Linked DNA regions of Homo sapiens: region 2 is linked to region 1. A link is a loop called in an ENCODE intact Hi-C map of the cell type or tissue named here. Cell type or tissue: GM12878. All regions are shown on one strand.

Region 1 (4,000 bases):
TCCTATAACAATTTACTTACTAGTCTGTCCTTTATTGGTTTTTAATTCTACTGCTATTAAATTTTAGTTTCCATATACTGTATGCTTGAATCTGCTGTGGGCTCCGCATTCTGTTCCATTTATTTGTCTATCCCTCTTACACTGCTGTAAGCCCTCAAGCTTTATGCTAAGTCTTTATATTTGATAGAGCAAATCTCACCCACCTTGTTATTCTTAAAAAATGTTTGGGCTATTCTCAGCCATATGTGCTTTCATATTAATTATAGGATCAGTTTGTTCTAGCAATCCTACAGGATTGCTTTTTTTATTGAAATTATTCTGAATGTAGAGATCCAAAACTTTGTATATTTTCTTTGCTTTTAAATGGGGATAATTATATTATCTATAAATAAGAAGAAATTTTTGTAGTTATTTTCTAGTTTTTATATTTCTAGTTTTGTATAATTTTTCTAGTTATCTAGTCTTGGTTTCTAATTTTCTAGTTCTAATTTTTCTATTTATTTTATCTTATTGCACTGGCTAGTGCTAACGCAGTGTTGAACAGATATAGTGATAAAGGGCATCGTATGTTTTTTCCTGACTTTAATGGGACTGTTTGAGTCTCACCATTAAAGTGAGTATGATGCTTACAATAGGTTTCTGACAGGCAAATCAAGGTAGAGATTATCCCTTCTATTACTGGTTTGCCAAGAGGTTTTCATATCATTTTCGTGTTGAAGTTTATCAGATGCTTTGTCTACATCTATTAAGATGATCCTAAATTTTATCTCCTTAAATCTCTGTGGTAGAGATGGAGATGCTCCACCCAAATCAACCTTCAAGGAGGAACTCAGTGTCCCTGCTCCTGGTAGCCTCTGGTTGTTAGTCCCTTCACAATCTGTCTCCGCCGACCCAAGAGCACATATGCCCCTTCCAGAGAGGCCCACAGCCAGTGACTGCAGGAGGCAGGGGCATGAAGGCCTGGCCACTGTGGGTCAGCCTGGGACAACTCTAATAAGTCACATATGTTTCAAGGGGGCTTGGTGAGACTTTGTGGGCCTGCATCACAGTTCTCCTTTGCCCTCTGTCTAATCCTGCTTGCTTCCTCCCTTCCACATATGTTGACAACTAATATACTATACAAAAACTCCTTCCAGGGCCGGATGCCGTGGCTCATGCCTGTAATCCCAACACTTTGGGAGGCTGAGGTGGGTGGATTACTTGAGGTCAGGAGTTCGAGACCAGCCTGGGCAACATGGTGAAACCCCCGTCTCTACTAAAAATGCAAAAAAAAAAAAAAAAAATAGCCAGGCATGGTGGCTTGTACCTGTAATCCCAGCTATTTGGGAGGCTGAGGTAGGAGAATCGTTTGAACCTGGGAGGCAGAGATTGCAGTGAGCTGAGATTGCACCACTGCCCTCCAACCTGGGCAACAGAGTGAGGTTCTGTGTCAAAAAAAAAAAAAAAAAAAAAAAAAAAACGAAAAAACAAAAAAACAGAAACAAACCAACAAAAACATCCTTCCAGAGAGGATTCAACCTGTGATGATCTGTTTAAAGTAGATATTTTTAAGTGTTAAAAAATTTGCATTCCTGGGAAAAACTCTCCTTTAGTCATCCACATGACTAGATTCATTTGGGAATGTGTTAAACTTGATTTATTTGCTTCTGCATTTATTGTTTAAGAGTCTTTTGTATAACCTACATGTACCTAGCTGCCTGGTGGGATGTCAGGTGCCATCCACAGTTGTAGAATTTTTCCTCCTAAAGGAGATGTACACCAGTGTCCTCTAATAGCATTCAAAGATGTTTTTATTCTTTAGCTTAGTTTTAGTTTAGAAGCATCTCTAATCTTTCCAGGCAGTTTGAGTTTGCTCTAAGAAGCAGTTGTCCAGTGCACCTTGTGTTTAAGAAATTTTCTAAGCTTAGGGCTGGGCCATTGATGGCTTTGCCAGTGCCCTTCATTTGGGAATCACCATCTAGCTCAAACTCATTACCATCTGTGGGCCAAGAGAGTTCCTTACAGACTAAAGAGGAGCGTGACACACAACAAAACACTTTAGAGAAGGGACTCACGTCAGCTGCATCTCTGATGAGCTTAAGGAATAACATAAACAACATGTAATACACAACAGAAAATTACAGGATAAGTAATGTTCTTACTATGCATTAACCTGAAAGAAAATAAAACATGCAGCAACTGATATTTTCTGGTGATTTTCCCCAGATGAGCTTTTCTTTCTTACCAGAAGGTGGCAAAAAAGGTGCGCTTTAAATTACCCCCACCCAAATGGACAGAAAAAAACTTTTTTTTAAAGAGCAAGGCAAATAACTCTCGCAAGTTAGAAGTTTTAACCTTTAGAAATAGGCAAATATGTGGACTTTTAGGTTCTGTTATTCAATATAGTTAAAAGAAATATCTCTAAGAATGACTAGGGATAATCCCTATTGATATCCATACCACATGGGTTGACAAAACATGTTTGGCTATAAAAAAAGATGAACTTCTCTAGAAGCTATGAATATGTGTTATGGGGTCTATAAAAATAAGTTCATTACAATTAGTGGGAAATAGTCTAAGGCAACTAAACAAATAAAAAAATTATATATGCCACTGATTTACAGAAATCCCAATTTGCAATATAAAAATGTAATTTGTAAAGCAGAGTTCAATTTTGTAAATTATGTTTTAATGTACTCATCTATAAGATGAAAAACTGAATTGGATGATAACCACAGTCTCTTCTTCTATTAATATAATATATTCCCTGCTTTAGAGATGAGGGAAGAAAGATATATGACTCACCTATGGTTACATACTAGCTAGTGACAAGACTGTCTGTAAAACTCAAGTTTTCTGACCCTTCATCAACTTCACCATCTGTCTTAAAAAAGATGAATTTCCCTAGAAAACTCCATTAGGTATGGCTTCTGCCCATAAGAAAACACTGTAAGTTCACTACAGGTTTGTTTAAAATGGCAAATAACTCAAAATGATTGTGGTGCATTTGGAGGCAGGTTTATTTTTAAAAGGAAAGAACTCATCAGGAGTTCTGGGGTCTGAGTCCATGGGGGAAGACTGCCAGATAAAGAAAGGCCAAATGGGACAATTCCTAGTAAGAGCTGAAAGGTGAGGGAGGAAGGGGAGAGATGAGTACTCCCAGTGCTGAGCTCCATCTAGGCAGCAGTGCTGCAGACCCATGGCCCCACAGCACAGGGCAGGAGGGCTGTGGGGCTGGGGAGGGTCAGAGATAGCCCATGTCTGACTGGGCCTGGATGAGAATAAAACTAGATGAGTTTAATGGTCTTTGCTGGAGGCTTTACTTGCAGTTTCCACCCAATCCAGTCTTTGACTTCCGATAGCAAATAATGCACTCCAATCCTTTTAATGGCTCATCTCCCTGAAAGCCTGATTTTCAAGTATTGTGGAAGTGAAAAATTTAGAAGTCATGTTGAAAGCTGAGGTTTCTCTTAATAGAAGTCAGATCTATTTTTCAGAATCCTCTGCAGGTATAGGGCTGTAGAAACTTTAGACATCTGTGGCTTGGCATCTGCAGAGTTCCGTTCTGCTTTTCTCCTTGCTATGGCCAGAGAATGCCGGCCCTTTCTGTAATGGTGGGTGTATTTTGCCAGAAAACTCACATATTTGTGGGTGGAGTCAGTTGGGAGCCTGGAGCAATTTTTCAAAAGTCTGCATAGGCCAAACACTGCAGGGATTTCCAAGGGGTGAAAAACAATATCTTGGGGGTTAGCAAATTTCCACTGTTTGTAGAGCCAAAGGTGCAGCTTTGGAAACATGGCAAGTAACTGATCATGACAGTGGAGGGAGAGCCTGAAAGCTGGATAAGTGTGTCCTGGGATCCCTCATTACATGCACCCTCACTGCATTTCTAAGAGCAGCAGCAAAAGCTCCTCTGTCACCCTAGGCAATCAGGGTCACAGCCTAGGCAAGACTCATCTTAGGTGGCTGCAACTACAGGTATCTAATTAGAACTTGGAAGCTAGGGAAATCAAAGGCATAC
Region 2 (4,000 bases), 260 kb after region 1:
GTGGGTATTGTGTCTTGGTTGTCTTCTTCTCTTTGTACTTAAGTATCCGTTTGTTTGACAAAACTGTTTACTATAGCCTGTAGTGGTCGTGGAGAAGTGGGAGGACTATGGTCTGGAAGAATATGTTGGTAATGTATCTTCTAGATTGGGGGCTTCCCATCTCTCCTAGAGGTCTCTGGCTACCTGGAGCATGAATTATTCTCTGGCCCTTGTTTTCCACTTACCCGCTACCTACCTAGGAAAGAATACAATTGTCATGCACTGCTCAGCTCCAACAGGGCCACATGCCAATTTCTCTCCTCTCACCTCCTTTTTAATTGCTGATTCAGTCCTTGGGACTTCTCAGAATGGCTTCCACCACAGAATTCCTCCTGAATGTATTTTGGGCTAGTTTCCTATAATCCTATTTATCCATGTATATAAACTGCCCACTTTTTAACCATTAAGAATTTCCCAGATTTTTTAGTTTGTTGGTACAACTTTGTCTTCTTTTCCAGGGCTATCACAGAGATATTGTTCTTTATACAACTTTGAGGTCATTTCATGAGATTTGCCATATGCGATGAAGTAGATGCAGAATTATTAGCTGTCATCTTGATCCAAAGTCCGTGTCTTGTCTTAAATTCTTAAAAATGCCTAATATTTTATTTTCTTTGACATGGTCTAATTTTTAAATTATAATTATTTAATCATTGAATATTCTATACTCCATGGCACAGTTAATATTGGAAAGGGGCCAAAGGCCAGAATTAACAGAAAAATCCAGTGTAATCCCACCAGGACTGCTGAGGAATAGAAGAACCACTTTCCCCTGTTTATGAACACTAGCTTATTACACAGGGTGGTATGTTGGATGAATCTGAGGAAAATTTGTACTTATGTTGCTAATTGGTATCTTGGCAATATTGAGTATAATAAGTTTAGTCAACTTCTTTTTTTTTCTCCTGTCCTTAGAATGGTTACTGCAGAGCAAACAGGATTATTTCTCCCTTGTTTTCACTGCAGGCTTATCTTTCCCAAATCTCTTCTGTCATGTAATTAGATTCAAGTAGCAGAGACTGGGGCATTTTCAGACTTTATTGGTAGCCTCTTTCTAGCCAGAAACTCCTTAAAATTTTATTTTACGTGTGTTAAACGTGGGGCTTCCTCTTTTGTCACCAGCAGTTAATGGATATCCAAATCCAATTTACTGTACTAAGTGTTTGATCCTGATGGTAGCTGACTTGACAAAAACTGCTCAGTGGCAAAAACAAAAAGCAAAACAAAAAAAAAAACCTTGAAGTTAGTGAGATTACCAACACAAGCAAAAAAATTGTATGCTTTAGTGTATTAAAAATCACCCACTGATCCCCCAAGATGACCTTATAAATACTTAAAACGAAATTCTTCATGGGAGAAGCTTCTGGAAAATAATTATTCAGGCTATGAATCTGGAAAGAAGATTAAAGAGACCCAACATTGAAATATTTCCTTTCAAAGTCAAGTTCCTCATCTTTGTGGGCTAAGGCTACTTTCTTACTGAAATCAGTAACTTTTTCCTTGTTAAAATAAGGAACAGTTGTGTTACTCCTGAGAAACACTGTTAGTTTATTATCTTATGAATCTGTGACTTCTGCAACTGATTGTGTTTCTCTCTCCCAGTTGGCTGCTAGAAAGCTCAGATCAAATCTGTGCCCCTGTAGTAAGTATGGAGAGCTCTATGGTGTGTATTTTTATTTTAGTCTTATTCCTGGCTTTATCAGATACCTTTATTCTTCTCTTTGTCACCTACTTCTGGTTTATTTTATTTCTGGTTAAATTTTCTTTCTTCTGATAGACTGCTTTGTTTAATAGTTGATTTAATTTTAAAAAATACTCTTATTCTACAAGATTTGCATAGTGAGGCTGCCTGATAGAGTTTTACTATCCATTAGATGAACTATTATAACTACAGGTGGTGCTCAGACAATAGTATAATCATATCTGAAAACTAGTATTGGAGGTTCGGGTTCCCTACTTTCTGTCGGTGTTCAAAGAGAGGCTGGATGACCATCTCAAGATGCCATATCAAACATGAGAACCCCAGCCCTCCCCACTAGCCCTCCCCACTAGCAGAGGAGAATCCAGAGAATATATGCTTCCACCATCGGCAAAAATCATCCCCAAGTTGAGAGTGACCCCTGGGGGCAATCTGGGCATAATGTCCTCTGGGGTCTAAAAAGGAAATTCAGTCTCCTTAGGCTCCACGATGGTTTATGGTTTGGAGAGAAATGTTCTCATTCCTTTGTGCCTTTAAGACTATTTGCTGAGCATCAACCCTCCCAGAAATGGCTACACCCATACCTGAACCGGCAGGTGTGAGTCAGCAGGGCAGCTCATCACAAAGCAGGCACACAAGTGCTGGGATGCTGAATAGCTACAGCTATTTGGTCAAGGAACTCCTACATGAACATCTGCAAACACAGGGAACCTGCACTTCCAACCCTGGCTTTCCTAGCTGTGTCCTGGTAACGCCAATAGCAACACAGTGACAACTCGTGGATGAAAATTTAAAACAAAAAAGTTAACATGGTTTTGTTTTAGATCATGATTCTTGCCAGTGTCATTAACTATCAAAATAATGTCTACAAATCCAGATTCACATAATAGGTAACTCAATAAAATCTTACAATTTTTGTGTTCACTCTGGTTCTGAAGGCTCAAGAGAGGGATCTTTTAAATTGCAAAATGTTAAATGCTAAAGACTTTTCCCCTTTAAAAAACCCACAAAAATACATCATAAATTGTTACCATAAAAATTACTATCTGGACTTAATGCCATTATGAGTTCATAGTCTATATTTTATAGCTAAAATGTTTCAAGCTGCAAAGCATCATTATAAAACACAAAAAATTACTTTTGTCTCAGAGACTCACTATTCCTTTTACGCTGAGAGACTCACCACGCTTCCCTCCTGTCTGAATACCAATCTTTAATTAAATGTCCGCCTGCATTGTCTATTCCTTATACGCCACTCCAGATGTCTATCCAGTGGGAAGGGGTCCCTGGGCCATTTTGTGGTTGATGTCCAAGTCACTTCCATGCTTTTACTGGGCACTACGCCAAATAAATTATCTAAGTCATTCAAAGTAGATGTCAAAATTAATAATTTTTTATTCATAAGAAATTCAGGATCATGTCCCCTATTTTATGAAACATGAGTGCTGTCAACAAACTAGAGGAGATTTTTAAATAAAGTCATTTCCCTGTAAATTTAATCAGCACCATTTTCTTCAGACAATGAGAGAGCTTCCTTCAAAGATTAGCAAGTACGGTGCGATCATTTGAAAGATTTGCACTAAAATGCAGCATATTACAGAGCGAGTTGTTTTCCAAACCTCTAGACCCACAAACTTTCTCTGGTGAGTTAAAATGACATTAAATTCCACCCATGTAATGCACACAGCCCACAAAAATGCCAAAGGACAATGAACCTAGCACCAGCCCCAGAATTCCAATCACATTGAGAAGCTGTGACTCACAGTCTCTACCCAACAGGGTCAGTACCTAATTTGTAGACACCCATGACTAAGTCTCTCACCCCCAGGAAGAGAACCTTCCTCTCCACTTCTATAGTCTCTGTCAACACCTCTACGATAGTATCACATTAGGATTAGTTTTGTCCATTCATTTCCCCTGCTGGGCTCTGGCCTAGTTGAAAACAGAAACTGTCTTGTTCCTCACTTTATTGCAGAGGGTTGGTGTATAGTAGGTGTTCAACTTGTCTTGATTGAATGGATGATTCAGTTCATTTTTGTTTCGGAGGGTTTAAGGAGATATTTTACATTACATTTTCCATTTCACTCTTGTGATTACACCCAGACGGTAAATTTAATGAAACGCAGAAAATGGAAATGATGTGGCAGGTTGTAATAAATACCAGCTCAGGAATTCCTTACAAGTGTGTTTCCCCAATACAATGCAGTATTGTGCTCTTTCCAACAGCCATAATTTACCCAGCCCATTTTGACAGATTCTAAT

Evidence for each region. Peaks named below come from ENCODE experiments on the same cell type or tissue, not always from the same donor. Only the 100,000 strongest peaks of a DNase experiment are listed, where the experiment ranks them.
Region 2: a loop joins it to region 1, with 2.4 times the contacts of the local background. A loop is called at or near these places in 1 of 110 quality-filtered maps.

Annotation. Positions count from the first base shown.
Region 1 is chr15:83,992,046-83,996,045 of GRCh38, reverse strand. The region is part of intron 23 of ADAMTSL3 (ADAMTS like 3); the gene reads right to left. Among named protein-coding and RNA genes, the nearest start is that of GOLGA6L4, 240 kb to the left of the region's middle. RefSeq lists enhancers at 3,163-3,432, 3,663-3,712. In GM12878, a CTCF peak has its summit at 2,221 (motif pointing right); a DNase peak (open chromatin) is centred at 3,445; H3K27ac peaks cover 1,357 bases.
Region 2 is chr15:83,732,939-83,736,938 of GRCh38, reverse strand. The region is part of intron 3 of ADAMTSL3 (ADAMTS like 3); the gene reads right to left. Among named protein-coding and RNA genes, the nearest start is that of ADAMTSL3, 81 kb to the right of the region's middle. In GM12878, a CTCF peak has its summit at 2,158 (motif pointing left); a DNase peak (open chromatin) is centred at 2,163.